2 separate regions of the Homo sapiens genome follow, and region 2 is linked to region 1. Evidence: read pairs that join two places in POLR2A ChIA-PET (ENCODE). Cell type or tissue: Caco-2. All regions are shown on one strand. Links, peaks and the distances in the headings refer to the core of each region. The heading gives the core; the rest is flanking DNA. Region 1 overlaps SFXN5 (sideroflexin 5). Region 2 overlaps SFXN5 (sideroflexin 5).

The links. Peaks named below come from ENCODE experiments on the same cell type or tissue, not always from the same donor. Only the 100,000 strongest peaks of a DNase experiment are listed, where the experiment ranks them.
Region 2: POLR2A ChIA-PET joins it to region 1 with 16 read pairs; 4 of 35 experiments call an interaction of 5 or more read pairs at or near these places.

Annotation. Positions count from the first base shown.
Region 1 is chr2:73,032,590-73,048,971 of GRCh38, forward strand. It overlaps SFXN5 (sideroflexin 5), which reads right to left. Exons shown (of 14, transcript NM_144579.3): 3 at 8,265-8,342. Among named protein-coding and RNA genes, the nearest start is that of SFXN5, 31 kb to the right of the region's middle. RefSeq lists enhancers at 4,035-4,920, 11,631-11,925. In Caco-2, for the core only: no CTCF peak of the experiment used is centred there; a DNase peak (open chromatin) is centred at 3,817.
Region 2 is chr2:72,961,972-72,978,353 of GRCh38, forward strand. It overlaps SFXN5 (sideroflexin 5), which reads right to left. Exons shown (of 14, transcript NM_144579.3): 11 at 9,599-9,714; 12 at 6,477-6,562. Among named protein-coding and RNA genes, the nearest start is that of EMX1, 53 kb to the left of the region's middle. RefSeq lists enhancers at 2,285-2,978, 2,979-3,670. In Caco-2, for the core only: a CTCF peak has its summit at 11,848 (motif pointing left); DNase peaks (open chromatin) are centred at 7,925 and 11,830.

The sequences.
Region 1 (16,382 bases), core at 2,985-10,984:
TGGCCTTCTCGGGCAGAGCGGGGCACACCCCCAACACCCAGAGGGAGGAGGAACAGCCCAGCCCCACCCCCAATCTGGCTCGCTCCCCTTCCCCTCTGCCTCCTTCCAAGCTGCTTCTCCAAACCTCCCAAGGCAGCAAAGACAGAGCCTATTTAAAACAACCTCCAGAAGGTAATTAAACAGAGCCTGAAGGGGATCCTTCTGTAAGGCAAAGAATGCCTCCATAAAACAAACAAAAAAAACTTCCTAATTTATCAGTTGGGCCAATCGCATTATACCTCACCATTAATTTTGTTGCCATGGTTACTCCCAGGTAATATGTACCTATTGCAAGTCTATGTCAGGTGAGGGTACCCCCAATTCTACAGACTCACGAAAGAAGAGGGACTCTTCGCCTAGTTCTGCAGCATAGCACACAGCAGCAGTTGCAACTTCCCTATACACGCAGTTTGTTTCTATCCAGACCTGGGTTTAAATTCTAGATCTCCCGCTTGCTGGCTATGTGATTTAGGGCAATACGCTTAATCTTTCTGAGCCTCCTCTTCCTCATTTGTAATATGAGGATGTGAATATTTTCAAGGTTATTGTGAAAATTAATAATTAATTTAACAAATTTACTTATTTAACAAATATTTATTGAGCATCTACTATGTGCTGAACACTGCTCTAGGTGCTAAGGACACATCAGTGACAAAAACAGGCCAAAATCTCTGCTTTTGTTGAGTTTAGAGGGTTGCACAGACAGACAAACGATAAGCAACACAAACAATAAATAAGCACATTTTCTGATATGTTAGAAGGAAAAGTGCTTCAGGAAACTAGGGAAAATAGACCAGGACAAGAGGATAGCAAGTGTGAGCAGGTGGCAGAGATGGAGATTACAGACATAAGTAAGATAGTCAGGGTGGGTCTCACTGAGGTGATATTGGAGGAAACACTTGAAGGAGAGAATGAGTCATGCAGCTATCTAGTGGGAGATTGCTCTGGTAGACAGAACAGCCAGTGCAAAGGCCCTGAGGCAGAAGTGGGCCTGTCTGGTATGTTTGAGAGACAGCAAGGAGACCAGTGTGACTGCAGTGGACCAAATAGGGGAGAGCAGTAGGAGACAAGATCAGAGAGGACTGGGGGCTTTGCAGGCCAGGTTAAGGACTATGGCTTTTACTCTAAGTGCAAAAGAGGAACACTATAGTTTCTATTAGAGCAGTGGTTCTCAACTAGGAGGTGGATTTTGCACCCAGGGGACATTTGGCAACATCAGAAAACATTTTTGATTGTCATGACTGGGGAGGGGAAGCTAATGGCATCTACTGGGTCACAGCCAGGCAGGTTGCTAAACACCCTCAGTACACTGGACAGCCCTCGCAAAAAAGAATAATCTGGCTCCAAATGCCAATCGTGCCAAGTCTGAGAAACCCTGGAGCAGAGGAACAAACAATGTCCTGTATAATTTCACAGGTCACTCTGTGTGCTGTATCAGCAATGGACAGAGGAGCCCAGGTAGTATAGGCAGATCATCCAGGAGGCCACTGCAGGGACCCAGCCCACAAATGCATCTACAGCACTCAGTACGACACCTAGCACATCATACAAATGACTCACCTCCTACTGATCACTTGCCTGTTCTGTGCTACCAGTTAGGGCCATGCTGGGCCTGGCCCAGAGGGGCAGGGTGCTGACCAGGATCCCCAGAGCTTGATGCTAGGAGTCAGGGTAAGACTAGTGGGTCAGCCAAGCCTTCCCTTCGGCATCTGACAAACCTGCTGACGCCCACAGAAGACTTGGGGCACAAGTATTTTTAAGCCTGCCTCTGGTATTTGCTCTGTTATTTTCAGCAAAGCCCAAACACAGCTGACCCCATTGCCTTCCTGCCAGAGAAGACTTGCAGGATCTCTTGCATCCCAGCAGCTCTTTCTCCTAGGCAGGTCGCAGACAGAAATCCATCCTGCATGGGGGCTCTGAGCAATCCATACATTCATTACCCTGGGTGCAGGGTAGGCACTTAGGAAAGGTTGGCTGGTTCCCAACCTCTGGGGAATGTTGAATGATGGACAAGCCCAGCCACTCAGGAGCTACAGTGGTTCCCAGTAACCTGCTCCCCACACTCCCCATCACTCCAGTTGCTTCCGAGCTGATTTCCGTAATAGCACTTATTCCTCCCCAGTGCACTCTGGCACTGCCACTGACTGATCCTACCACAATACCACTGTCGTGCTACTCCCTTGCTCAATAGCTTTCAGTAGCTTCCTCTTACCCCACACAATGCATCCAGCATCTCTGCCTGGTTTTCAAAGACTTTCTCAATCTGGCCTGTAACCTCCAACTTCCTTCCCAGCTTTCTCTTTCTTGTCTCTTCTCTCTGTCTCTGTCACTTACAGAAGATGTCTCTCCCATTAGATCTAAGAGGCCCAGTGTCAGATCCCTGCCCCACCACATACTAGCTATGTGACCTTAGGAAAATAATGCAACCTCTCTGAGTCTCACTGGAAAATTGGGTTGATACAGGTACCTACTGACAAGTTTATGTGAAGATTAGCTGAGATAATATGTGGAAAGCGCTAGTACTTATGGTGCAATACCTGCCACTTCGTAAGCATGCAGCGAGCGGTGGCTCACCATGGGGAGGGGTCTTCCATATTTAGCCCCACCCACCTCCTCCATCCACACCAAATCATTCTGGCAAAGCCCCAGCATATACAAGTGTACAGATCAGAGTCAACATTCAGAAACTTAATGGCTGTGTCTATGCTTACATTTTTGTATACCATGGTTTTGTTTTTTTAACTGATAGCTACAGTCCTTATTACGGTTACTAGCTCTTCAAATTTTCACCTGCTAAACCCAAAAGTTAAATTATACTCATTTTTATTTTGTCCTCAGAACCAGTGATTCATTGGTATCGCAATCTTTTTTTTTTTTTTTTTTTTTTTTGAGACCGAGTCTCACTCTGTCACCCAGGCTGGAGTGCAGTGCTGTGATCTCGGCTCACTGCAACCTCCACCTCCTGGGTTCAAGCGATTCTCCTGTCTCAGCCTCCTGAGTAGCTGGGACTACAGGTGCATGCCACCATGCCTGGCTAATTTTTGTATTTTTGGTAGAGATGGGGTTTCACCATATTGGTCAGGCTGGTCTCGAACTCCTGACTTTAGGTGATCCACCTGTCTTGGCCTCCCAAAGTGCTGGGATTACAGGTGTGAGACACCACGCTTGGCTGGTATAGCAACCTTTAAACAAGGTAACGGTCCCTGGAGGAGAGAGCAGCCACCCACAACAGAAGACCAAACCAAGGCCATCAGGAGCAAACAAACAATCAATACATTTGCGCATACCCACTGGTGAGGTGTTGTACCTGGAGGTCAGGTTAGATGACAAACTGGGTAAAAAAAGAGAGTGTCACAAGTTAACCAGCACTGCCCACAACACCAGGACAGGCCTGCAGGCCTCAGGACCCAGTTGCAGGCTTCTGGCCCACACACCTGCAAAGGCATGAGAGCAGGCGCAGAGCCCAGGTGCAGGTGAGGCCACTGTCCAGACTGAGAACAAGAACCACCCGGGCCGCTTCAGATGAGCAGGGCCAGCCTGGGCCAGGAACAGTGACTGTTAACTATGGATTGCCAAGCCCCCCAAGCCCTGAGCTGCCATGTCACCACTTATCCCCTCTGCTCCTGTGTCTGCAGAGGCCAGAGGAAGGTGTAGATTGGCTGACTGAAGCCCAGGGAGGGAAGCATTTGTGAGAGCTGGTGCTGGGGGAGCCAGGAGGCTGGGGGAAGGGAGGGAGAGGGAGGATCTGCCTCTAGGGGGCCATAGTGGCAGGCTCACACCTAGAGCACTGTGCTACCCAGCCACCAGATGGACACTGCAGGCATCACCAACATGAGCCAGAATCGGGAAGCACAGTTAGTGCCAAGCTGCCCCTCCACCCAGTTCCCCTCCTCCTCAGCTCCCTTGAGGCACATGGGGGCTTTCAGGACAGAAAACAAAGGAGGCCTGGGAAACAGGACAGGCAGCTTCAAGCTACTGAAGGGAGCAAAGAGGAGGAAATGTGGCTTCATTCCCCAAACTCTGGGAGCTGGAAGGGGTCCCAAGAGGCCAACCTCAGCAAGAAAAGGGCAGAGCGGAGCCTGGGCCAGGAGGAAACACATGGTCAGGAGGCCATAGAGGCAGGACCCAACTCTCACAGGTCTCAGAAGAACACGAAAAGGGCTGGGGACTGCTTCGGCCTGAGTAGGGTGGGGTACCAGGTCACACCATCCAGGCTCTTAGGTGCTCATGGCCAGAGAGAAGTCCCATTGCTCAGGGAAGAGGAGATCGCAGCCTGCCCTCCCGGCTGACGGCTGCCCATGACTCAGCACGCAGTGCACACGCCTTCAGATGGGCCCCATGTAAGCAGGCACTGCGGGTCTGTCACTCTCCCAGGGCCCTGCACAGGGGCATCTGGCCAAGGTGCTGCTTCCGCTCATGCATTTGCCCTCTATTCCCATCACCATGCTCCAGTCTAGCACATTCGCCCATTCCCTCCTTCTGTAGGGTCTTGCTCCCTCGATCTCCAGCACAGTGTGCACCTCCTTGCCTGGACCACCCCCACCTGCTCTTCACCAGCCCTGTCAGCCCTCATATCTCAGGGGAGAAATCTCTTCCAGATGCCCTCAGTCTGGGAGGGTCACCCCTTCCACGGCTCTCCCATGGTATCATGTGCTTTCACTGTCACTGCCTGGTTTCTGGTGGTGTAGACAGGAACTTCATCCAGCTTCCTACCTGCTCTATCCCCCAGGCCCTACCCTCGCTTCTGGCCCATAGAGATGGATAGAAGAGAAAAAAGGTGAGAAAACCTACGTGTCAGCCTATGATGGCTAATATTTGACTAACAGAAGTTCCAGAATGAGAAAAAGTGATGAAAGCAATTAAAAATTTTGCCAGAGCTGAAGACAGGAGTCTTCAGATTGAAAGGGGTAATGAAGAATCCAAAATGATAAATTTTAAAAGAAACAGCATTGTGGAATTTCAGAAACAAATTTCACAGATAAAGAGAAGATCCTAAATATTTCCAAAGAAAGAAAACAGACCGCAAAGAATCAGGAATGAAACGGCATCAGGTTTTTCAACAGCTATATTGGAACCCAGAAGAAAATAGCGCAATGGTCTTCAAAAATCTGAAGGAAAATGATTGTCAACCTAGAATTTTCTCCTCAGCCAAACTGTCAATTAAGGCTGAGTGCAGAATTATAATTTTTCAGACATAAAAAGACTCAAAACTTTCTTCTCATTTACCCTTTTTCAGGAAGCTACGAGAAGAGGTGTTCCACCAAAATGATGAAATATACCAAGAAAAAGGAAGACCTGGAACTCGGAGGTAGGCCCCAGAAAGGAAAATTTCAGGAAAACAAAAAGAAACTCAAAGACAGAAATCTTCAGATTGCAAGGAGCACTGAAAATACAGTCATGCGTCACTTAACAACAGGGATATGTTCTGAGAAATGCATCATTAGGTGATTTCATCATTGTGCAAACAGCATAGAGCATCCTTACACAAACCTAGATGGGCAAGCCTGCAACACACCTAGGCTACCTCGTAGGTAGAGCCTACTGCTCCCTGGTTACAAGCCTGGGTAGTATGTTACTGTACTGAATATATAGGCAACTATAACACAATGGTAGATATTTGTGTATGTAAACGGTTTGTGTATATTTGTGCACAGAAACAGTTCAGTAAAAATATGGCATAAAAGATAAACAATGGTCACCTGCATAGGGCACTTACCATGAATGGAGCTTGCAGGACTGGCAGTTGCTGTGGTGAGTCACTGAGTGTGTAGTGGGTGAATGTGAAGGCCTAGGTCATTACCGTACAGTACTATAGACTTTATAAACACCATACATTTAAGCACGCTAAATTTATTTTAAAAAAAAATTAGCCAGGTGTGGTGGTGTGTTACTCAGGAGGCTGAGGTGGGAGGAACACTTAAGCCTGAGAGTTTGAGGTTATAGTGAGCTACATCGCCCCACTGCACTCCAGGCCTGGGTGACAGAGCAAGACCTTGCCTCTTAAAAAAATTTCTTCAATAAAATGAACCTTAGCTTACTGTATATTTTTTACTTTATAAAATTTTAAATTTCAGATTTTTGACTCTTTTGTAATACTTAGCTTGAAACACAAACACATTGTACAAAATATTTTTCTTTATATCCTTATTCTGTAAGTTTTCTATTTTAAAACTTTCAACTTTTTTTTAACTATTTAAACTCTTAAAACTAACTAAAAACTAAGACACAAACAAACAGACTAGGCCTGCACAGGGTCAGGATCATCAAGACATCTCCAGGCAACAGGAATTTTTCAGTTCCATTATCATCTATTTTTGAGACACAGTCTCACTCTGTCGCCCAGGCTGGAGTGCAGTGGCGTGATCTCGACTCACTGCAACCTCCACCTCCTAGGTTCAAGTGATTCCCCCCTCCTCAGCCTCCCAAGTAGCTGGGATTACAAACATGTACCACTATGCCCGGCTAATTTTTGTATTTTTAGTGGAGACAGGGTTTCTTCAGGTTGGCCAGGATGGTCTCGAACTCCTGACCTCAAGTGATCCGCCCGCCTTGGCCTCCCAAAGTGCTGGGATTACAGGCATGAGCCACCACGCCTGGCCCCCATTATCATCTTATGGAACCACTGTCATATATGTGATCCCTTATTGACCAAAATGTCTTTATGTGGTGTATGACTGTATTGAAAGGCCGCGGGAGGGTACAGTGAGAGTGAGAGATGGTACAAAGGAAAGTATGCCAATGAAAAATCTGAGGTGGTTATTAACTCCAGATAAAACAAATTTGAAAAAGAGACATAATCATGATACAACCAGTCTGACTATGCAGTAAATGTTATTTCTATAATTGTAACGACATGAAGACTGAATATGTATAGGCCCCAAAACCATGATAACTATTTCAAGAGTGAGTATGGATGGCGGAAAGAAGTGTGTTTAGAGGGGTGGATGATAAGAGAGCTGAATCCTCAACTACCATAATAGATAACCCAAAAGAACTAATTGAGAAATAGCAGTGTAGATAAGCATATTTGTCTGAAAGATAGAATATAAATTTCTATCTGCAGAACAGCAAAAAGTAGTTGCTCCTGCGGAACAGGCATGGGAACTGGGGAGGGATAGGGAACATATACTATTTTTCCTTACAAGCACTATTTTATTTTATTTTATTTTATTTTATTTTATTTTATTTCTATTAATTTTTGAGACAGAGTTTCGCTTTGTTGCCCAGGCTGGAGTGCAGTGGCGCAGTCTCGGCTCACTGCAACCTCCATTTCCCAGGTTCAAGCGATTCTCCTGCCTCAACCTCATGAGTAGCTGGGATTACAGGCGTCCACCACCATGCCCGGCTGATTTTTTGTCTTTCAGTAAAGACACGGTTTCACCACGTTGCCCAGGCTGGTCTTGAACTCCTGAGCTCAGGCAATCTGCCTGCCTCGGCCTCCCAAAGTGCTAGGATTACAGGTGTGAGCCACCGTGCCCAGCCCCTTACAAGCACTTTAGTACTATTTGACTTCTTGAATTATGCACACATGACTTTGAAAATGTTTAAATTAATGTTTGAAAAAGTTTTTGAAATAAAGTTTATGAACAAAAAGACAGACTTTGGCACATGAACCATCAGTCTCTGTAATCATTAACTACTACCTTCCCTTACCCCTCCCCAAAACAAAACACCACCTTCAACATTTCAGGTATCTCTAATTTGAGTTCCTACACGATATTAAAAAAGAATAAAACAACAGTATCCTAATCCTAATCCTCAACATCCTCCCCCATCCTTCCCACCCTTAACCTGAATTTTTGAACAGTGGTATGCTGGTAAACGTTTAATAACCTGTTCTCTGGAGAAAAAGTCCTGATTTGTAGCATTTGCCAACTTCTATGGTATAAATACTCCCATCATGGCTGATTTCCCACTGTGTCATCCCTGATCGTGGAATTGGGAAGAGATGCCCACAATCAGCTCTCGCAAGCCAGTGCGGGCCAGCTTCAGCAAGCCTTTGGCCTTTGGGCCACCCTAGCCTTATCAGCCTCCATGCTTCCCACTGGACCTAGAGCACAGGAGAGATCTGAGCATCTCCAAAGAGCTTTTAGTCCACAGGGGTATGTACCAGCAGAAGTATATGCTGGACGAAAGAAGTGGTTCTGGCTGCAGCGAAGGGTTTGTGAATTTCTCACTTTCCTTCCCTTCCCCACTGGCCATGCTCCCACCTCCCACAGAGTTACCTGTTCATTGGTGACCCCCGGGCGCAGGGTCCCATGCTTATAGTCCTCCAGCAGCTGCACAGCCTCTCTGAGACGTCTCTGCAGAAGAAAGAAAAGAGACATTGAGGGGCACAGATCCAGGGCTCCCGCAAATTTTTCTTTTGTGGGATTACATCAGTATCAAATACTGCCAGTGCAAGGCTTTGGGCCTGCCCTCAGTTCATGGGACACACACAAAATCATATAGAAATACCACCTAAATGTTCTTACTCGGCAGTTTAAAAAATGAAGTAGAGCTACATGTGCTTCCATGGTCATCTCCCCAAGATATTTTGTTGAGTGAAAAAGCAAATGGCCAAGCAATATGATGCTGTTTGTTGTACCAAATAAACAACACACACATATCAAATAATATTTCCTATGTGAATATTTGTATATGTCAAAGTATCAGAAAAGCCCTAGAAGGAGAACAACCAAACTGGTGGCTGGGGTTACCTCAGGATAGGAGGAAAGGGCCAAGACTTGGCAAGGGGTGTCACAAGGAACTTTAATCTTAATGTAATGTTGAAAGCTTTTAGGCCAGGCGCGGTGGCTCACACCTGTAATCCCAGCACTTTTGGAGGCTGAGGCGGGAAGATCATGAGGTCAGGAGTTCGAGACCAGCCTGACCAACATGGTGAAACCCTGTCTCTACTAAAAATACAAACATTAGCTGGGCATGGTGGTGCATGCCTGTAATCCCAGCTACTCAGGAGGCTGAGGCAGGAAAATCACCTGAACCCAGGAGGCAGGGGTTGCAGTGAGCCTGGGGGACAGTGCAAGACTCCATCTAAAAAAGAAAAAAATAGAAAGCCTTTATAAGGAGGATTTTTCCTTTCTCTTTTTCCTGAGACAACGTCTTATTTTGTCACCCAGGCTGGAGTGCAGTGGCACGATCTCAACACACTGCAGCCTCAACATCCCAGGCTCAAGTGATCCTCCCACCTCAGCTTCCCAAGTAGCTGGGATTATACACACACGCCACTGCATCTGGCTAATTTATTTTTTGTAGAGATGGGGTTTTGCATTGTTGCTCAGGCTGGTCTCAAACTCCTGGGCTCAAGCGAGATCTGCCTGCCTCAGCTTCCCAAAGTGCTGAGACTACAGGTGTGAGCCACGGTGCCCGGCCAGGAGAACATATTTAAGTAGCACTTATATATTTTCAACATTTTAAAAACACTGGCAGAGATTAACCTACTAAAGTACATATGGCCAGAGTAACTGATGGGGAGAAAGAGAAAAAAAGGATAAAACCGTATGATTTTTTAAGTCTAAAAGCTAAAGAGACAGCAACAGTAACAGAAGGTAGCCTTTGTCCCCACCAAAAGACTTGTATAAGAATGTTCATAGCAGCAGCATTTATATAGCCCCAAACTGCAAATAATTCATTGTAGAATGGATAAGTAAACAGCAATATATGCACACTATAACTATTATATAGTAATTAAAAAGTAAACTATGGGCTGGACATGATGGCTCATGCCTGTAATCCCAGCACTTTGGGAGGCCGAGATTGGTGGATCCCGCGGTCAGGAGTTCAAGACCAGCCTGACCAACATGATGAAACCCCGTCTCTACTAAAAATACAAAAATTAGCAGGGCATGGTGGTGCGCACCTGTAATCCCAGCTACTCAGGAGGCTGAGGCAGGAAAATCGCTTGAACCTGGGAGGTAGAGGTTGCAGTGAGCTGAGATCACGCCACTGCACTCCAGCCTGCAAGACAGAGCAAGACTCCATCTTAAAAAATAAAAAAATAAAAAATAAAAAAAATTAGCCAGGCATGGTGCCGAGTGCCTGTAGTCCCAGCTACTAAGGAGGCTGAGATGGGAGGATTGATTGAGCCTGGGAGGTTGAGGCTACAGTGAGCCGTGTTTGCACCACCACACTCCAGCATGGGTGACAGAATGAGACCCTATCTCAAAAAACAACAGGCCAGGTGCAGTGGCCCACACCTGTAATCCCAGGACTTTGGGAGGCCAAGCAGGTGGATCACTTGAAGCCAGGAGTTTGAGACAAAACCCCATCTCTATTAAAAATACAAAAAAATTAGCCAGGTGTGGTGGTGGGTGCCTGTAGTCCCAGCTACTCAGGAAGCTAAGACACGAGGGTCATTTGAACCTGGGGGGCAAAGGTTGCAGTGAGCTGAGATCGCACCACTGCACTCCAGCCTGGGCGACAGAGTGAGCCTGTCTCCAATAAATAAATAAATAAACAAATAAACAAACAGCAGCAAAAAACAATAAACAGACAACAGTGATAGAAGGAAGCTCGTGTCAAGGTCCAGATGAGGGACCCAGACACCAAGGAAGCCCAGCATGGGGGAAGAAACCCAGCGAAGCTGCTGTGTTCCCCTTTTGATGGAGAGATGAGACTGGCTAGGCATGAGAGTGCAGAGACCTCAACATAAGCCCCTTAGTCTAAAAGAAGGATGTAGCCTCAGGAAGGGCCCTCAGTAGGGAACACAGGGTTTTCTGAGCTGGCTGCCAGAGTGGGAAATGAACAGCCACCTCCTGTACTATGGCAGCAGGAATAACTGCCAACACAGGCAAACCAGAGAGGCCACCCTCGACCCCTCAGGCCTGCATGTGAAGCACTGGCATGTGAAACACCGTGGTGGCCAGCACTGGTGTAAGCCAGGCCTGGCCCGAGACAGAACCATAGGCAGTCAGGGGGCCAGGAACACTTTTCTTACTTGGAATGGCCTGAAGGCTGAAAAGTACTGTCCCTCCCCTTCCAAATATGGAAGGGCCTAGCAGCTCCTAGATTCCAAAGAGCCCCTTCCCGGATACGTTCATTTCCAAAGTGGAGATAGCTTTGTGGTTGTTTTTATTTTTTCCCCATTGTACAAGTTAATTCATGCTGTTTAAAGAAAATATCAGAACAAAAAATGGAAAAGTACAAAAAGTAATCTTAAATCTGTAAACATACCCCTAAGATAACAACTCCAAAAGTGAGGATGATTTTCCTTCTAGACATAATACGCTTATCTACAAAATTGGATTGTGTTGTTTCAACTTGCTTAAGGTCACACAAATAAGTGGGTGATTTAGTATTTGAACCAAGTTTAGTCAGACCCTCACTCTGCACAACCCACCACACACCCCCTCAATGCCACCAAAGCCTCCTAGTGATGCAGCGAGGCCCCCACCCTTAAGCCTGCCCCTCCGGACCTGGACAATGAATGCTCTACTTTCCAACGCTGAATGGTGAATGGCCCCATGTTCTCATTATTTTTCCCACTCCAGGGATTCTCCTGAGTTCCTATAACAACCTGGCCAGATTCCATCTCACTTGACACAGTCATCAAAGGGAGCCCTCCTACCAAAAGAATAAATTCCAAAGAGCCCTCATCTTGGCAAAGGGCATGGGTTGCGGGAGAACAAGATCCAAGGTTCCTGCAGACAAATCTGAGGGCCCAGGACTGAAGGAAGCTGGAACCTGCTTTTCTGCCTCTGAGAGCTACAGGCTGGCCTTGGACCTTACGAAACCTCTGTCAAAGGCCGAGGGGCTGAGGCTCCAGGCCTGTAGGACAGGCAAGGCCCCAGGACAGCTGTCTGGACAGGGCCCTGAGGCCTGGCTGTTCTAGTGGCTGGTGTCCCCACTTCAGAGAAAGGGCCTATATCACAGATACCTGGGAAATGGGAGGAGAGTCTCCCTGTTTAAACTCTTCACACGCCCCTGGACCGTGAGGCTCAGCAGAAGGGCCCGGGTACTTGAGAGGTGGTGAAAGCTGGGAGGTTGGTGGCAGGGTGAACTCCGCAGGAAGTCTTTTCAACCAGAAACAAACAGGCACCAGCCCCTGAACACAAAGGCTGTGAGGGGCCCGGCTGTGGTTAGTGGGAGGACACAGCCCAGGCTGCTGCTTACCAAACACTACTCCATCGCCAGCCTGCCAGCAAGTGTCACCATGAGAGTCCCTCCATGTATTTGAGAGGGGTATGGTCTCCAGAAGATCCCTCTGGAGGGGCCTGCACCCAGGAGGTCTGCTCCAGCAGCACAGAATTTGAACAGAGGAGAATCCTGGCCCCACTGGTCCTGCCTCAAGGCCCCACCTGAGGGGAAAGGGTGGGAAGAGGGCAGGATACCCCGATGGAGGGGAATGGGGACAGAGGGACAAGGAAGAAAAAGAGGCACAAAAAGGAAAGCTGAGGAAGAGTCATCGGAAGCAAAACTCATCTCTTCTTGGAGAGACCAGGCCCTGTTCACAGGAGATATGGATAAGATTACCCCTCTGCATGTACACATGCTAGAAACATGGGGGCCATCCCCTCTCTGAGAAAACTGGGGCCAAGAGGGAAAGGTACTTCCTTGCCCAAGGTCACAGAGTTGGTGAGTGACACCTAGAAATCCCAGGAAACCTCAACTCTAGTTCCAAGCCATTTCCTTGAGACATCCACACAGAAGAACCTGCTGTACTCACGCCAGCAACCATCTCCCAAAGAAACCTCAGCAATGCCCAAAGCCCCCCCAGAACTGATGGCCTCTGAGGCAGTGCACCCCAAGTAAAAAAATAAACAGCCTCTTTTACTCTCAAAGCTGAGTCCAGCGTAACACAGAAAAAACGAACACACTTAGAGGAAGTAGGTACAGCTGAAACATGGGCCATTTCAGGCAAAGTAGAGAGTTTGGGAGCCCCAGTGGTTATAGAACTAAAAGACTGTGGCGGGGGGTGGGGGTGAGGGGATGAACTGGCAGTGGGGCGTGCAGGATGGCAGGGAGGTTATGTTCCACCATGTCTTGATGGTTCAGTAGCTGACTGTTCTCACTGGGCCAATCTTGCACCACTGAGGGCAGGGCCGTGCATCCTTACCACAGCTTGACCATTACTAGAGTCGCCTCCAAGCAGTGGGTCTCGGAGGCCCAAGGTAATGGTTATGTGCAGGCAAAGTCCCAAGCCTTTCTCTTGTCTTCCCTCAGCCATCCCCAACTCCATGTTCCCACCCAGCAGTCCTGGAACCCCCAGGGTTCTACCTGTCTGTGCTGCGATGGGTCCTTGGCTCCCATCAGCCAGAAGCCCACCCTATGAGATGCCCAAAGAAGGGGAACCAGGGACACGTCGCTTTCCCTGCCCTGACCTCTAGTTGCCTTAGGAGGCCAAGTGAGGTAAACTGATGCAGTTCCAGCAGCATGACAGGCAGCCTATCCCTTCAGAAAAGAAACCGATCCACTTATCCCAAGAACTTTAAGCCTGGCTACCCTCCTCTTGGAATTTACTCTAAAAAGTAAACTTAGCAAAAACTAAAAGCGATATGTTGGCCGGGTGCAGCAGCTCACGCCTGTAATCCCAGCACTTTGGGAAGTTGAGGCAGGCAGATTACTTGAGGTCAGGAGTTCGAGACCACCCTGGCCAACATGGTGAAACCCCATCTCTACTGAAAATACAAAACTTAGCCGGGCATGGTGGCACACACCTGTAGTCCCAGCTACTCGGGAGGCTCAGGCAGGAGAGTCGCTTGAACCCGGAAAGTGAAGGCCACAGTGAACCGAGATCACGCCACTGCACTCCAGCCTGGGCAATAGAGTGAGACTCCATCTCAAAAAAAAAAAAAAAAGTAATATGTCTAAGGCTATTTTGTCCAGGAAAGCAAAAGATAGGAAACAACCTATCTGTTAGACCAAAAAGTCTAATGGGATGGTTATTTATGCCACAAAACTTGATTTTTAAAAATAATAAAGACTTGGTGTAGTCCCAGCTACTTGTGAGGGTGAGGTGGGAGGATCTCGAGCCTGGGAGGCTAAGGCTGCAGTGAACCATGATCACTGCCACTGCACCCCAAAAACTATTTTTAAAGTTATAAAGACTTGGAAATGAATAGAATAAAAAAAGTGTATGTTCAGTGTCATAATTGCCAAAATGTATGCAGATGGACAAGAACTTGAAGTATCTAAGGGTACTGACAATGGGGATGTTTTAAATTTAAAAATTCCATCAAAGATTTTGAAGTTACACTATCCAGTGCTGTCTAAAATACATTTTTTTCTTTTTGGTTATTTTTTCCTTTTTTTTTTCCTACAATACATTTAAATGGACATCTCACTTGCTGCTATTGGGAGTATAAATATAAAATCTTGGGCCGGGTGCGGTGGCTCACACCTGTAATCCCAGCACTTTGGGAGGCCAAGGCAGGTGGATCATGAGGTCAGGAGTTCAAGACCAGCCTGGACAACATGGTGAAACTCCATCTCTACTTAAAATACAAAAATTAGCTGGACGTGGTGGCAGGCACCTGTAATCCCAGCTACTCAGGAGGCTGAGGCAGAGAATTGCTTGAACCTGGGAGGCTGCAGTAAGCCAAGATCGCACCACTGCACTCCAGCCTGGGTGACAGAGTGAGACTCCATCTCGTAAAAAAAAAAAAAAAAAAAAAAAAAAATATATATATATATATATATATATATATATACACACATATATATATATATATAAAATATATATGTGTGTGTATGTATATATATGTGTATATATATGTACATATATATGTGTATATATGTATATATATGTATATATACATGTATATGTGTGTGTGTGTATATACATATAAAATCTTGGTACAGGTTGGTATAATTTGCAGGACAATGATATGGTTTGGCTGTGTCTCTACCAAAATCTCACCCTAAATTATAATAATCCCCCCATGTCAAGGGCGGGGCCAGGTGGAGATAATTGAATCATGGGGCAATTTCCCCCATACTGTTCTCATAGTAGTGAATAAGTCTCATTAGATCTGATGGTTTTATAAATCAGAGTTCCCCTGCACTAGCTCTCTTGCCTGCCGCCATGTAAGATGTGACTTTGCTCCTCATTCACCTTCTACCATGACTGTGAGGCCTCCACAGCCATGTGGAACTATGAGTCCATTAAACCTCTTTCCTTTATAATTACCCAGTCTTGAGTATGTCCTTATTAGCAGCATGAGAACAGACTAATACAGTAAATGTGAAATATTTATCTAAAGTCTTTCATCTGGATATTCCTCTTCTAGAAATTTATCCAACGGAATTAAAGGAAAAACAGTGAGATTTCTGTAAGAGGATATTTATTGCAATATTATTTATGAAAAAGAAACCACCCAAATGGTCAAGAGTAAATAATTAATAGAATAACCATGTGATGAATTATTATGCAGTTAAACACATTTTAAAACATTTCATGACATGAAAAACTGCTCATATACTCATAGGTAAAAGTATATACTTCAGGTATCATGCATACCATGGATATCCATTGCTATATAACCATGTATGACATCTATGTATCATGTATATACACGTATCATGCATATGTGCATATGATTCCTTATATATATTTATATAGAGATATAGATACGTACATATTGTATCAGTCATCCCAGTTTTTGTTTGTTTTTGAGACAGAGTCTCTGTCACCCAGGCTGGAGTGCAGTGATGTGATCTCGGCTCACTGCAACCTCCACCTCCCGAGTTCAAAATTCTTGTGCCTCAGCCTCCCGAGTAGCTGGGATTACAGGCATGTGCCACCACACCCAGCTAATTTTTGTATTTTTAGTAGAGACGAGGTTTCACCATGTTGCCCAAGCTGATCTCAAACTCCTGACCTCAGGTGATCCACCTGCCTCAGCCTTCCAAAGTATTGGGATTATAGGCATGAGCCACTGTGCCCGGCCAGTCATCCCAATATTGCACACATACATGGACCAAAATGTTAATGGTGATTATTTCTAGCAGGTTGGATGATGAGCAGTTTTTATTTTCTTTAGACTTTTATATGTCTTCCAGTATTTAGGAACTACTACCAGTATCACATCACATCAGGAAGCACACAACGTCAGTTTCTTTTCAATTGTTAGGGATGCTAAGTTTGGTCATCTGGCTAAAAGGTGTCCACTATTATAAGTAACATTGCAATTAATATCCTTGTATATAAATCTCACTGTACTTCTCTTAATTCCTTTGGATAAATTTCTGGAAGTGAGATTTCTGAATGAAAGACATTTTAAGGTTCTCCATTATAAAGGTACCCTTTCTTCTCCTTTGTAATTGCTAAGTAATCTGCAGGGTGATACTTTGAGAGCGAATGAGTATTCAGTTTCCCAAAAACGTTTTACTCTTTGGAAATAGTA
Region 2 (16,382 bases), core at 4,298-12,297, 69 kb before region 1:
CTTCGGAGCTGGTTTCCTGGGCAGGGGAGGGGGCATGATAAACCTCCCTTTGGGGCCCAGGCTCCCCAGACAGCGTGGGGACATACCAGCTGGCCAATGTGCCTGCACTGTGTTCATCGGAGCTTCCTGTTTTGCTCAATACAGCAGGCCCTTCAGCGGGGACCACAGCATTCCACCTGGGGAGGCCTGGGATGACTAGACTATTTGCCAGGGGGTGTTGGGCAGGCACTAAATCTGACCTCAGTAACTGTTAGCCTCCAAGTGACAGGCTCCTGGTGTGAAGGGGAAATAATCCAGGCTCTTATCCGCCGCCCCCAGCAGGGCTGACCATGCCACAGGCAGGTAAGGGGCCCTCCTAGGGGCAGAGCCCCAATGTGGCGGGCAGTAAACCCCATATACTGTCACCTCTTGAGACAAGAATCCCAACAGCAACTGGCCCTGAGAAGACAGCAAAATTGGGAGTAGTTTTCAAAAGTTAAAGTGCATCAGCTGGACTGGGCAACTGGTTAAAAATGCAAATGCCCAAGGGTTGCTTACAACCATGAAAGCCTGATTCAGTGGGCACTGGACCTGGAAATGTGCATTTTAACCCTCCATGAGTCTAAAATGGTGATCCCAGACCACACTTCTGATAAACCCTGGCCCTGGATGTTCCTGCTCAGGTATTAATAAAGATCCCATTACTTGCAAATCCTATGCAAGTAAAAGGGTGAGCCCTGGCCTGGCACACAGTAAGTGCTCAGAAATTATGTGTCATTATTGCTGTTGTTATTGCTCATGTTACCTGCGGGAAGGTAGGATCCTGGTAGCCCACCTGTCTTCCAGTCCTTCCCACAGGCCCAGACCGCAAGGTTTGTCCAGCTGCTAAATCCGGCCTGAATTAAGCTATTGGAAAGGGGAGTTTCCACAGGATTGAGCAGTAGGACCAAGGTGCCTAAATCAAGCCCAAACCCCTCTGATCCTCCAATCCCCATCCAGCACCCCCACCCTCTCTCTCTACTCCATGCTAGCCCATGCCCGCCTGGACTTCCTTAGGGGTCGTGGAGGGGCTGGGAGTAAGGCTGAGAGGGCCCTGAGATGAACTTCTCAAGCAAGATGAGGAGCGGGGGATACAAGGCTCATTCTCCAAGCTTCATACAGAGTCTGGAGGCCCTGCTTGGAGGAGGCTGTGGAAGGACGGGGCTGCCCTCCTGTTCCAGTGGCAGTGACTAGAGGGTGTGGAGTCCCTGGAAGCACAGCCCCGAGGGTCCCTGCCCACAGCCCTGAGAGCAGTGAAGGGTGAGAAAAAGAAAGAGAGACGCTACCCCCGGCAAGTGAAGAGCAGGCCATGGGCTCAGTCCTTGGGACCTGCTGGTGGGGACACTAGACAGACCCCCTTTCTGTGGGGCTGTGACCAAGGCTCCTCTCTCAGGGTGGCTGGCTGAAGTACTCAGTGGGAAAGAGGTCCAAGAAGTCTGAGGCCTGGGCTCCCAGCTCAGGAAGGAGTCAGGCCTGAGGCTGAAACAGGAGCCTCGGAAGCCCCAGCCCAGAGCAGGCCTGAGAGCGAACACAGTAGGACAGGGGGAAGGGAGGGGGGAGGAAAATGGCAAGGAGGGAAGGGAAAGGCAGCTGGGGGAGTTAAAATATGTAGATGGAGAGATGTGCGAATGCCTGGGAGAAAGGAAAGACCTGGAGCCCAGGGAGTAAAGGAAGCTGGGGGAGCGGACTCAGGGCTGTGGCCTGGGCCCGGAGCCAACTCAGACCCAGCCTGGTGCCCCTGCTGGCCCTTCATTCCAGTGCCAGGGAGGCTGGGCTGGGGCTGAGCCAGCTAGAGCCCTCCTGATCCAGCACAGGAACCTGTGATCCCACCCCTGGGCCTAGCTTCCTCCTCAGCATGGTTGGTGCTGCAGGGAGGGTGTCAAGTGTGAACCCCTGGAGCATTCAGGGGAGCTGGAGGGTGGTGGAGAGGGAAGGATGGCACCCAGTGGACTGCACCCCCCAGAGGCAGCCCAGTGCGCTGGACTGGGGATGGACGCTCCTCTGCTTCTGACTTGAGATTCTTTTCCTTTCCGTCTCAGAGTCAAGGCCAACTGAGCATGCTGAGCTCCCACCTTTCTCTTCCCAGTAGGAAGCCCAGGGACCTTGGCTCTGAAAGTATCAACCGAGGCCAGAGGCGAAGCAAGGCAGGTCCCAGCCATGGCCGCCACACCACAGCTTGTCCCCCTCATTGCTGTGCATTCCTTCAGCACTTGGAGCGCAGTTTTAGTTTGCACTCCGTTAATTTGTAAGTGTTCTTTTGTCTTTTTTCCTTGGCTGTCCTGACTCCCTCACCCAACAGGGGCTCCCCAAGGGTGGGGGCTGCCTTCCTTGTCAGCCTCCTCAGCGGAAGCCCTGCACTAGTGCCCCTGCACCCAAAGGCTATAGGGTGCGTGGCACGGACCCTGCAAAGAGCAAAAGAGCTGCTGGATGGTGCAAAATGCAAAGCCCCAACAAACAAGGTGATGAAGGGGCAGTGTCCTCATTTTCCAGGTGGGAAACTGAGGCTGAGGGAGGCTCCACAGCCACATCAGACTGGCAGAAAGAGGTGGAGCAGGAACCTAGATTTTGTTTTCCTACCAGAGCCTCAGCTCACTCTGCTACACTGCCCTGCCTCCCTACCACACAGTCCTGCACTTCCAGAGTACATGTGAGATTAGCAAGCCTTCAAGGCACAAACTGGGTCTTATTCATCTTCATCTTCCTGGGGGAACCCGGGCTGAACTTTTCTTCTCCCCAGGGACCCTCCAAAGAACTTCAGGGAAGGACCAGTGAAACATGAGGCTGCCAGGAGCACCAAACTCTGACCTCTCATCACCTTATCAGAGGGGCTCCTTTGGAGCCTGAGATGTGAGAGTATGTGGCACCCAGACACTAGGCAGGTCCCAGGCTGGACGGGTTCAGTCCCAGAATAATCAACCCACTTGCCATGGATACGGAAGGGGGGAAGGGAAGGGCACGGTCTCTGGCTAGGGCTCCACCCCCAGGCCTGTGCCCACGGACCTAAGTGAGGACAGGCATTTTTGTTTTCCTGCCCAAATGTTGCATTTCCCAAGACCACCCTGGCCTGCCACACCCCCTGATCCTGTACCTAAAAATCCCTGAGACCCTAGCAGGCAAACACACAGGCAGCTGGACATCCAGAGGAGCACATCAGTGGAGGAACACACAAGCGGCTGGACAGCAAGAGGACGTTGAGGGGAGCACGCTGGCGGAAGGGCACATTGACAGACGCCGGCAGGCCACCCACGGGCAGAATGATGCGGAGTTTGGCTGGGGCAGTCGGAGGAGAGCCTGGGCCACCAAGCAGCCCGACTCCAGAGGAAAACCAATCTCCCTTCTGGCTCCCCTATCTGCTGAGAGCTACTTCCACTCAATGAAACCTTGCACTCATTCTCCAAGCCCACGTGTGATCCGATTCTTCCAGTACACCAAGGCAAGAACCCCGGGATACAGAAAGCCCTCTGTCCTCGCGATAAGGCAGGGGTCTAACTGAGCTGACTAATACAAGCCACCTATGGATGGCTAAACTAAAAAAGTACCCTGTAACATACACCCACTGGGGCATCAGCTATAAACATTCACCCCTAGACACTGCCGTGGGGTCGGAGCCCCACAGCCTGCCCATCTGTATGCTCCCCTAGAGGTTTGAGCGGCAGAGCCCGGAAGAAGCAAGCCACATCCCCATCGCACTCCCTTTGAGGGGGACAAGGAAACTTTTCCTGTTTCACCATGACTCCCAAAGCCAAGTTTAAGCCCCCAAGTTAATGGGACACTAACCATCATTCCACTTTCTGCAAACATCTCTGCCAACTGGGAAGGCATCACAGAGCATGTTTTTCCCCAGCAAATTCTTGCAGGACAGGTCCCTGGATGAGCATGGCTGACCCAGCTTCACACCCCGCCCCCCGCCTTCTTGTAGTTCTCAGGATAGCTGTAGGATGTGTTGGGAATGCAACATCTTGAGATAAGGAGGGCCTGTCTGAGACAGCCTGGGCTCATGTTCCTACCTCTTCTGGAACAGGATGTCCTGCAACACTTTAGCACAGTAAGCTGATGTCCCCCAGGGTGGAAACCCCAGGGTGGAGCGCTCCCAGGCTCCCTCAGTTGCAGTGTGATGTGGTACGTGGGTGGACGAGACTCCATCCTCCCTGGGCAGCTTTCTCGAGCCATGGGGCACCAGCTTGCCTTGAGTGGTAGGCGTCCATTGTCCCCGAGGCCTATCTGTGAGTAATAAAGTTGCTTCGCTTGACTTGTGCGAGTGTTCTACCTCACTGGACTTGTGGTACAAGTAACAGAGTAAGCACTGCTCACTGAACCAGCTTCAGAATTCCAAGGTTCAAGACTCAGCAATCTCAAGGACAGAAGAACCACCTTCCTCACCTGCCCCGCTTGCTCCCTGTGTGTACTTGCAGTCACTGGTATTCAGGGACAACCTCAGTTCACGAAGGGGCTACGTATACGAGAGTCAGGGGCACAAAAGAGCCTGCCCTGTTTATTTTTGTCTGTTGCAAACTTCCATACCATACGCATTTTCTTAATCCCAGTGCTCACCATGCCATGCCCATGCTCAGGTACCCCCAGAGCCTCCGCCCTCTTCTAGGGTGAGAGAGGGCTCACCTCAGCTGGGCACACAGGACCCCTCATCAGCTGGACCCATGAGCGCACTTCACTTTGACCAGGCTGGACACCTCAGTGTCTATACCACAGGCCTGCACCCTGCCCAGAAAGCCCGCCTTTCCACAAAAATTCTATCCTGCTCTCTGGGTCGGCCGCAGCCCCTCTCTGGGTACCAGCCCTTCTTGCTGCCAGGCCCACAGTGCTTCCTCTTCTCAAGGTCACCTTGGCCAAGTTCACACACTGCCTGCTCTCACCTGCAGCTGACCTGGGTACGGGTCTTGCCCACCACCCTTATAAACACACAGGCTTCCTGAGATCAGACCCCAAATCTACTCTTCCCATTTCCACACAGGGCAGGACTCAAACACAGGCTGATTGAGGGTTATGACCTGAATATGCAAGAGGCAGCCAGTGTAGCTTGAAGAGACTAAGCTTTGCAGCCGCACTCCTGAGCCACCGCTGGCTCTGCTATTTCCTAGTACATGACCGTAAGTGGATGACATAGCCTGTCTTTGCCTTCCTCTCCTCAGCTGTAGAATGAGGATATTATACTTACCTTATTATGCTGTCCTGAAGGTGAAATGAGAGAATGCATTCACTCACTCATTCATCCTTTCAACAAACACTTACTGAGCATCTATTGTGTGGCAGGAACTGTGCTAGATGCTGGGCAGGGCAGTGAACAAAAGGATGGACGTGCCTCATGGAGATGACATTCTAGTAGAGCAGACAGAAAGTACACAACTAGAGGAACAATCTCAGATATGGATAAGGGCCGTAAGAAAAATAAAGGACTTCAAGGGAGAGGAAATAATGAGAAATGGTGAATTCTGATGGGGTGGTCAGGGAGGGCCTCTTTGAGGGGGTGGCATTCGGGCAGAGGCCTGACTGAGAGAGGACTGGGATACACAAGTGCTTAATAAATGTCGCTTGTTATTATAATTCATACTGCGGGAATAAGAAAGTCCCCAAACAGGGAAGAATCCTTTGCCCCAGAACCCCAGATGGAGTAACCCCATCCCTGTCCTTATACCACACGCCCCCAATTCCAGCTGCTGTCTTGAGGTGTCCCCATAGGGTAGGGTCTCCTCACTGTCAACTGACAAGCCAGGGGTCTGTAACTCCAGGCCCCCTCCACCTAGGGGACCCTCCCCTGCCCCCTGCCTTCTCCCAGGGCCCGCCCTCTCTGCGCAGCCTTTCCTTCCAGCGGAGTTTCAGTCCGCCCCTTCAGTTTCGCACTCATTCATTAATAGAATCACTCCACTACTGTTACTATGCTCCCTCATTTCTTCACAGTCATGACAGATATGAGTGCTTAGAACATCCCTCTGAGGGAGGCAGGAGGCTATTACTATTTGTATTTTACGAGCAGAGAAACTGAGGCTCAGTAAGGTGGTGATTTGCCCCACAGCAGATGCCTACCCAAATCTAGTCTTCCTACCTGAATCCTCAGACTCTGCCTTCACAAATGGTCCTGTACATACTATTCACTGAGAGCATGTGAGCACACATGAAAACACACACACACACACACACACACACACACACACACACACACACACAACTGCCAGCTCCTCAGGGGAGGGCCAGCACTGTTATCCTGGTATCCCTCGTGGCACCTAGCCCAGGGTCCTGCATAGTAAAAGTCCAAGAATTCTCACAGAGTGATTCTGTGGCACTACCTGGAAAGTCCAAGATGGAGCAAGACACCTTCCACCCTCTACACAAACTGGGGTGGGCTTCCTGCCACCCCCTCATCTCTTGCCTGGGCCAGCCGGTTCCCCCTCCCTCTCCCCCTCCTCCCCCATGGTGGCCTCTCCATCCTGGCTGCCCCAACTCACTTCTCCAGCATGGACATGACGATCGGGGGTAGCACCAGGATGGGCATGGGCAGGACCACTCGCGTCAGCGCCGTCTCCAGCAGGGCCTGAGGGGCAGGCAGAAGCTGTGTGAGAGGGGCCTGACAGCTGGTGACAGGACAGCACACCACCCAGAGCCCTAGGTGTGTGCCACCACAACGCATGTGTGTCTGAATGGCCTTATTCATGGGATTGCTCAGGAAGCTGCATTCCAAACAACAAAAAAAGCCACTGGTCTCCTTTTTCCTTCCTTCCTTCCTTCCTCCTTCCCTCCCTCCCTCTTTCTTTCCTTCCTTTTTTCTTTCCTCTCTCTTTCTTTCTTTCCTCTCTCTCTCTTTCTTTCTTTCTTTTTTTTGAGACAGAGTCTTGCTCTGTCCCCCAGGCTGGAGTGCAGTGGTGTGATCTCAGCTCACTTCAACCTCTGCCTCCCAGGTTCAAATGATTCTCCTGTCTCAGCCTCCCGAGTAGCTGGGATTACAGGTGCGCACCACCATACCTGGCTAATTTTTGTATTTTTAGTAGGGATGGGATGGGGTTTCGCCATGTTGGCCAGGCTGGTCTCGAACTCCTGACCTCAGGTGATCCGCCCGCCTCAGCATCCCAAAGTACTGGGATTACAGGTGTGAACCACCGTGCCTGGCTTCCAGTGTTCTTCTTACCACACACATTTGAGAAGAGCAGATTCCCATCACCTGCCACACGTGGGGAACACTCAGGCAGCCCCAGGAAGGGGCAGTGCTCAGGGAGGTGGCTGACTACCTCGGGGGTGGTGGGCACAACCTCCCATACTCAGTGTGCACAGGGGCTGGGGAGCAGCTCTAAAAGCAAGGCCAGCATAGTCAGCTAGGGCCTGTTGAGCCAGTGGGGCTCATGGAGCCAAAGGAGGACCGAGCTTCTGGAATTTACTTTTTTTTGTTGTTGGTGTTTTTTTTGTTTGTTTGTTTTTTAGATGGAGGTCTTGCTCTGTTGCCCAGGCTGGAGTGCAGTGGCATGATCTCAGCTCACTGCAACCTCCACCTCCTGGGTTCAAGCAATTCTCCAGCCTCAGCCTCTCGAGTAGCTGGGATTACAGGCATGCCCCACCACACCCAGCTAATTTTTGCATTTTTTAGTAGAGATGGGGTTTTGCCATGTTGGCCAGGCTGGTCTCAAACTCCTGACGTCAGGTGATCCACCCCCCTCAGCCTCCAAAATGCTGGGATTACAGGTGTGAGACACCGTGCCCGGCCTACTTTTTTTTTTTTTTTTTAACATCTCTTAAAGACAAAGATTTGCAAGATCTTGTGTCTCTTGGCTCTGGATGAGTCTTTCTCAGTGACAAGAAGTTGGTTCTGTAAGGGAAGCATGCTTCAGCTGGGTGTCTGCAGGGTTTCCCTCGGGGTCTGCTTGGGGCCTTGCTCCAGGGCCTCCCAAGGGATTCCTGGGGTGGGAGTGTCCTTGCCAGAACACAGCTCAGTGGCAATTCTGAGCTCCGACAGCCACTGTGGTAAGTTCCTTTAGCCCCACGAGCTTCAGCCCTCAGAGGAGGCTCCAGGAGCAGCTCACAGCCCACAGATGCCTGGAGTCCTTCCCCGGACAGCAAAGACCTAAGCAAGCCAGGCTGAAGGAAGCCAGGGGCCACTTGGGTTTCCTTGCTGTGTGACACTGACAGGAGTTATCATGGCATGGCTGTCCTCCCTCAGGGGGGCTGGGGAAAAGAACAGGGCTGGAATGGGAGGTTGGGGACAGGTAGGAAACTGAGACTAAATCCCCTCTCATGATGGGCTCAGGGCTGAACATTTCTCCCAGGAACCTGGGCTCTTCATGGTCAGCCTCAGGAAGGCCTGGGAGAGGCCCCTCCAGTCTCTGGAACAGGTATGGGAATGACAGGAGGGTCCAGTGCCAGTGCAGGGAGCAGAGGATGCAATGTCGGCATGACACCCCCAGCCCCTTGCCCTAAAAACCTTGGAGGGGCACTGACTTGGAGAGAGCTCTTCCCAGACTAAAGTCTGATTGAGAAGACCTCATGACTGGGGTAAGGCTTGGGGGCCCTGGTGGGAGCTGATAAGGACAGTGGCTGGAGCAGGGATGCATGCTCCACTACTTCACGGCTCCCCCCTAGCACCCATCCTACCCCATGCCCAGCACAGAGGCCAGAGACCAGGGGGCAGCAAGACGAGCCACTAACCACCATCAGGACAAAGGCTGGGAAAGCAGAGGGAGATGTACACATGGACTCATGGACTGCGTTTTTTTTTTTTGAGACGGAGTTTCGCTGTTTCACCCAGGCTGGAGTGCAGTGATGTGATCTCGGCTCACTGCAACTTCTACCCCCCGGGTTCAAGCAATTCTCCTGCCTATGCCTCCTGAGTAGCTGGGATTTTAGGTGCCCGCCACCACGCCTGGCTAATTTTTGCATTTTTAGTAGAGACGGGGTTTTGCCATGTTGGCCAGGCTGGTCTCGAACTCCTGAACTCAGGCGATCCACCCACTTTGGCCTCCCAAAGTGCTAGAATTACAGGCGTGAGCTACTGTGACCAGCCTGTGTTTTCATTTTTTAAACTGCAATTGCTAGAGTGGCTGAGCCTATGAAACCAGTGGCGAAAGAAGGTCTTGTAACAAAATATTCTCCAAACCTCTGCAAGCCTCAAATCCCTTGACCTCACGGCACTCACTCCCTGGTGAGCTCTCACCTGCAGAAGTGCCTATTAACCCAGAACCACAAACCACTGGCCTCCCAGGCTTCCTCGGCTTACCCAAGAGGATGTGAAGGCCCGGGAGGTAGGGCCCGGGCAGAGGCAAGGGGAAGAGAGCTCTGAGGGAGTCTCCTCTGCCCTCACCAATTAACACCTCCTCTGGGTGAGACAAGCAAGAAGCTGGGTCCTGAGGGGCTGCGATAAGAGACAGGAACTTTTCACAGCAGTGAGACCATGTCCAGGGGAACATGCGGGAGGCCAGAGGCCCAGACTCATGCAGATTGGAGGTGGGGGTGGGGTGAGGAGGAGACATCAAGATGCCAAAATAAGGGTACCCTGGATAGAAGCCTGTGGAAGACACACGCTAAAGGAAAACCACTCCCCTCCCCTGTTGCTGGCCTCCCCAACCCTGCGAACCCCCAGACCCACGTGTCGGGCTGCGATCTTGGAGGAGCCCACGAGGTTGCCATCGCTGTCCAGGACATCAATCCCTTCCTCCAGCTCCCCGTACCGCATCAGGACCACATTGCAGATATTGGCACTGGCTGCAGAGAGAGGGGATGCAGAGAGCAGGATGAGGAGGAAGATGGCATTCCACCTGGAGGGAGGTCACTACACTCCTTCCTACGCAAGCCTTGGGGTTCTGTGTTCAAATGCATGGGCAAAGGTTAGGGAAGGGGTGGTTCTGTTGTCCATCTGCCTATCAGCCTGGTGAGGGATCTGGGGGCCCTTGGGAACCTGGTAAGTGAAAGTGGAAAAGAACAGGTATCAGGGAGGACACCCGTTCTGGCCTCAGAGAGCGGCCACTTACCGAGGGGCTGCTTTCCTCTCCTCCAGGGCAAGCCCACTAGGCAGGCAAAGTGGGTGTCCATCTGGGAGGGCTCTCTGACCTGAAGTCGCATCCCCCCTGACCCCGAGGCCTGATGTTCCACCATCACTGGGGCCCTTGCGCTGCCCTATCCTCTTAAACTGTCGGTCCAACATCCAGCCCCTCCTGTCTCTGAGCAAATCAAGTTCCCAGAAATTTGCCTCCCTGACAGCAGGTGCCAGAGAGGCAGAAACCTCAGTGTTCACCCAGCACCACCCCCTCATCATATGGATGGAAGACTGAGGCTCAGAGAAGAGGAGTGACTTATCTGAGGTCACACAGCAGAGTGGGACAGAGCAGAAAGGCTACAGTGCCTCTGCCTCTGAATACTCAGGGGGCAAGAGGGTTGGGGCAGGAGCAGCGGGCTGAGTTAAGGGCAGACCTTCTCCATTCTTGCTTCCTATGGCTGAGTGCCTGCCTTTGGCTAGGCCCCTCTGCCATCTGAGATCTTGGGAACCTGGGCTAAGGGGAGGGTTCCCGGCTCCTTAGTGAAGCACTGGTTGTTGAAGTCTGGGGCCACCCATTAGCTGGCAACTAGCTCAGGGATCCTCTTTCTGCTCCCCCATCCTGGGACTCACATGACTGGGCCAGGCCCCGTGGCCCAGTGCAGTGTGGGTGTTGACCCCGCCTGAACTCTCCCAGCCCCGCTGCAGGATGGAAGTGGGGGGACCTGGGAGGGGTGGGCAGGTGGGGAGTGGGGGGTGACAAATGCAGAGTCTGCCTGCTTCACTCCTCCCCCCAAAGCGCCTTGCTGTGTTTAAAGTTTTAATTTTTGCTAATTAATGTCAATTAATTTTGTATAATGAGTGTTTAATTTTGGGGAGTGTGTGAGCCTGGGAGCGACTGCAGTTCTGGGCTGTGAACGCTGATTAGCATCAACACCTGCTGCTTCCCCCTCCTTCCAGTGGGGGGGGCCACCAGGGTTTGGGGAGCTGGAGGGTGGCGGGGCCTAGTGGGCAGGCGGAGTGGGAGGGAGACCACAGATGCTCCTGGGGCCTGAGCCAACGAGTGGTCCAGGGTGCTCACAGCTGGGGCACAGGGTTCTGTGGGTGAGGTGTGGCTTGAGACCCCTGGGGCCTCAGTCGCCTGTTTCATTAAAATGGGGAGGTGGAATAAACAGGGGAAGACCGAGAGACTCTGCAGTCTTTGGAGAAGAAAAGCAGGAGGCCAAATACAGTTCTAAAATGTATTTAGAGCACACACACCATCTTCGAGCATCTCTCCTGCTTCCACCGACGCTCAGTGCAGTGGAAACCATGGGCAGTCCCTCTGTGTCCCGGGCTCTCCTGCCCCACAACAGGCATGCTCACCTGCCCTAAACAGCCGCTCTCTGCCAGGGGCGGTTCTGTGGGGCATTTGGCCATGTTTGAGGGCATTTTCAGTGATTGTGATCTAGGGGTCAGGGGTTGCTGCAGGCATCTGGTGGATAGAGGCCAGAGGTGCTGCTAAACATCTCGCAAGGCACAGGACAGTCCCCCCACCAAAGGATCATCTGGCCCCCAAATATGTCAACATTGCTGACACTGAGAAACCCTTGTTTTCACCACAGTCAGTGACAGACAGAATTAGGAAGCTGAATCCAAGGTAAAGGAGATCTGGTTAGCAGGGCATGACCAGGAGGGGATGGGAGCCTGGGTTTGGGGCCATCGGGCTTGGGTTCCAATTCTGGCTCCATATCTCTCCCGCCTCAGCCCCAGGCGCCCAGGGCTCAGGGCCCAGAAGGGTCCCCCAGGGTAGCCTTGGGAAGCAGCCACCTGGCCTCTGTGTTAGTGACATGCCCTCTAGTGGCCTTAGGGAGGCTATGCATCCCCCATGCCCTTGGAGCTGCCAGGCTTTCGGTTCCCAGGAGACCTAAGAAAACCGTTGAGAGGACAGTGGGGTTTTCTGCCCTGAAAGGCATCAATCCTAGCCCTCTGATGACGCTGTCCACCATACCACCACCACCGCCACTCCCAGAAAGGCAAAGTTACAGGAATGTGGTCCAGGAGACGAGCATCCTGCTAAAGTCAGGAGCTACCAGCTCACTCTGGGGACTTGAGCCATTGCCACCCAACCCCACCTTGGCTTCTCCGGGCATAAAAGGAGGGGCAGAATGTAGGGTCTCCATGGGATTTCTGGGTGCTGGCTGAGCTCACACAAAATGTCAGCCTCTGCACCTGTGCCCATGCCAAGTCAGGGGAAAGTGGGGACAGCTGAAATGTCTCCAGCCCCCATTTTGTGTGTGTATGCATAGGGGAGACAAACAGAAGAGAGAGTGTGGATCTGGAGGTGGTAGTGGACCAGCCCTGACTCACGGTGGCATCTCACTCTCTCCCTGTAATCTCCAAACATTAAACATGCGGCGAGCAGGACAGCTTTGGTTCAAACACAAAACCACTGAGATGAAAGATGAAGCATGAAAGGAAGTGAAAACCCAGCCTCCTTCCCCTCATCCAGCCCCTCCAGGACAATTCTGAAGCTGCCTGAATGGAAAAAAAACAGAGAAAACCCTAAAAGTCATCTCAGAATGATGGTACCTGCCCCCTCCCCAGGCTCCTCCCTTGAAACCGGCAATTCTTACAGCCTACACAGATGGCACATGACCTGCAATCTCTTCTGTTGACTGTGTACATTGGTTGGCCTTTATTGAGCACCTGCCGTATGCAGAGGCTACCAGCCATCCATGCCCTTGGGCAGTGGGAATGCCAGCCTGTTACAGTGATTTCATTTCCATGAGCTCATCCCAAACTTTCAATTCTGCCATATCCTTTTCAAACTGTCCCTGATCCTTCCCATCCCACTCCTGGCAAGTCCGGCTCCTGTGACAGGGACACTGAGAGCCTAAGCAAATGATAGAGAGAGAGAGAGAAAAAAAAAAAAACAGAGACAGAGAGAACAAGAACATGCACAACCCTGGGGCACAGGTCTCCTCTCCAACACACCAGCAAGATCTATTATTGATGGTATCAGCAGGTTAATTAAGCAGCCTGTTAGTGATGATGTTAAGAAAGCTGGCACATTTTCAACTCAGATTGACACCATTCAAGACTCAGGCATAACTGATGTTTGAGCAGCAATGTGGGAGATGTCAAGGAATGAGAGAGAGAAAGAGAAGGAGAGAGAAAGACTTTGCTTCTTGATGATGGCAAGCTCAGTGTTAAGTCCTGAAGAGAATTTGCTCTTGCCTGCTGCAGATGTTCTCACATCCGACCCATTGCGATGCAAAATCATGCAGATTGTGAAAAGCTAATGAAGCACCCGGTGTAAAAGGGGCAGTGTGGGGAGGAAGAAAGAGCAGTAGACAGAAAGACAAATGTGCAAGAAAGTTCTCCAAAAGAAGATCATGGGGGAGCCTGCCCCTGAACTAGGGCAGGAATAGACAAGCAGATCAATGCAGTACACTAGTCCTGCAACTCACCCATCTGTCAGGGAAATTAATTGGTAGTAAAGCAGTTCTATCAACTCACAGGGAAAGGACCATTTAAACACAGACATGCAGCAATGGGCTACTGATTTGGGGAAAATAAACTACCATAACTCCTCAATTCTACGATGCACCTTCCCATATTTTAATGTTTTAAAAATCATAATGTGCCTTACAATGAAAGTCGTCAGAGAAGGGAATCTTACCTGCTACTCAACACAATTGCCTGTACATGTGTGAATGCAGCCATGTGTACAGGTATCCATTCATTCAAGTGTCACCTCAGCTGACCACAGCAATCCATACAGAATTTGAACTTAAACTTAGATTCCTAATTGTTGCCTAAAACATCTTTCTAAAACTTACACTATAATGGAGCACGGACATGAAAAGTTATTGTACATGCAGAAGATCGTCTGCCAGATACCAGGCAATGCAATTAAAGACAGTAGAAATTGCCAAACCATAGATAGCTACCCTAAAGAAATGCTTGCCCATATGCACAAAGAGACATTTACAAGGATGTTAATTATAGCACTGTTTGTAAGAGCAAATAATTAGAAACAACCTAAATGTCCACCATTAGGGAACTCACATGGGAAGATCTCCAAAACAAACTGTTATGTGAAAAAAGCTACTGAGTATGTACATGATGATTTACTGTATGTAAAACCCTGTAATTGGCATATGCACATATATGTGTGCATAAATCCACAGGTAATGTTTTGGAAGGTTCACAGCTCACAGAGTGGTCTGCTTGGGGAAAGGAATTCAATTTGAGAATTAGGGGTTGTTGAAAGACTTCCACTTTTTTACACCAGAATTTTCTATAATATTTAAATTTTTACAGTGAGAATATAATCATGTTTCATTTACCCAAAAAGTAAAAAAAAAAACTGCCAAACTTCTTGAAGAAGATCACACACATTTTAAAGCCAGCAGGGATTGACGTAACCTAGTCATGGGTCCCACACTTAGGTACCTACAACATGTCGGCTTCCTAAAGAAGCTGATTAATTTCAGGAATATTTTTTTTCTTCAAGTAAAGAACAAATATGAGACCTAAGTATAACCAAATCAGAAATGCAAACAAAAATTCCCAATATTCTTTTATATGCTTTGAAATTATACTATTCATCTTAAACAGGCTAAAGGAGTGGAGATTAGAAGCAGGACTACAAAAAGCAGTGGTGGCCACGATGCTGTGTTTAACAACCAATGCCCAAAAAAGAACAAGAAAATGTGAAGGAGGCTTAGACTCCAACTCTGTGGTACTAAAGAAAGTGACTGGTATTGAATGTGTAAGTGAATACTTGCTTATTCCTTCCAATGGACACTAATTATAGTTCTCTTCTAAAAGGCTATTATGTTAATACCTCTTATAACTCAGGCATCTTAGAAACACAGCATTCAAGATCGATTTAGAAACCATACTATAAGATATGGGGACCTGGAAAGTGATATTTATTACATATGATAAACAAAGGGCTACTAATCTTAAGTTATGGAGGGTCATGGTGACTGACTCCTAAGAGCTATTCTACCCCCGCCCGAGATTAATCCAAACTAATAGTAATAATCCTCCCACGGGCAGTGACTGGTCTAGGAAGAGGCATGTGACCCGATTCCAGACAACCAGGAATGTCTGCTGGGGACTTCTGGGGAAGGTCTCCTCCCATCTAAGAAGGGTTGAGAGGCAGGCAGAGCCTCTTGTCCTCTGGACACTGGGTCCAGACGTGATGCTTGGAGCTGCTGCCGCCATCTTCCACAAGCCTGAGATGAAGCCCACCAGGAGGCCAGCAGAGCAACACTGCGGGAAGCACCCTGGATGCCCCGCCTGAGACTCGCCCTTTGTAAAGTAATAGACTCCCTTATTATTTAAACCCTCAACAGTTTGTGTTGAGGGTTTCTGCTAATTTCAGCCAAAAAATCCATACGATGTATAAGAGCTTTAACAATTATTAAGAAAAAGATATGGTGATCAAAATCATAGAAAAACATATGAGTAGGCAATTCATAAAAGGCTGAAAAACTAATAAACATGAACTCAATCTCACTAATAATCAGGGTTAGGTTTCTAGATCTGAGGAAAAAAAAATCTGCAGGAGTTCTTTATAGGTTTTGGAGGCTAAACCTCATTGGTTAAAGGGTTTACAAACAGCTATTCCCAGCCTGTGACTTGTTTTTCTCACAACATGGTGCCTTCTGTCATATAGTTTAATATATAGTCAGATAAAGAATCCTTCCTGGTATATACATTTTGTGTTGTTAAGAAACTCTAGGTGGGGTGTGGTGCCTCACTCCTGTAATCCCAGCACTTTGGGAGGCCGATGTGAGTGGATCACTTGAGGTCAGGAGTTTGAGATCAACCTGCCCAACATGGAGAAACCCCATCTCTACTAAAATACAAAAATTAGTCGGGCATGGTGGCACACGCCTGTAGTCCTAGCTACTCAGGAGGCTGAGGCAAGAGAATCACTTGAACCAGGAGGCGGAGACTGCAGTGAGCCAAGATTGCACCACTGCACTCCAGCCTGGGCAACAGAGAGAGACTCTGCCTCAGAAAAAAAAAAAAAAGAAAGAAAGAATAAGGAAAAAAAAAAAAAAGAAACTCTAACCCTACTCCAGTGTTCATCTATATTTTCTTCCAAAGGTTTTAATTTTTTACTTATCACATTTAGGCCTTCAATCTATCTAGAATTTTTTTTTGTGGATGGTATGAAATAAGGATATCCTCTTGCTCTCTCTTCTGTTTGGAAACCCAAATGTCCAATAAAGTTAAGAAAAGGTTCCCAACTATACTGGGAATTGGAAAAATGCAAATTAAAATGAGAAATAAACCAGTTCAGATGAACGCATTTTTCTTTTTCTTTCTTTTTTTTTTTTTTTGAGATGGAGTCTCACTCTGACACCCAGGCTGGAGTGCAGTGGCACAATCTCGG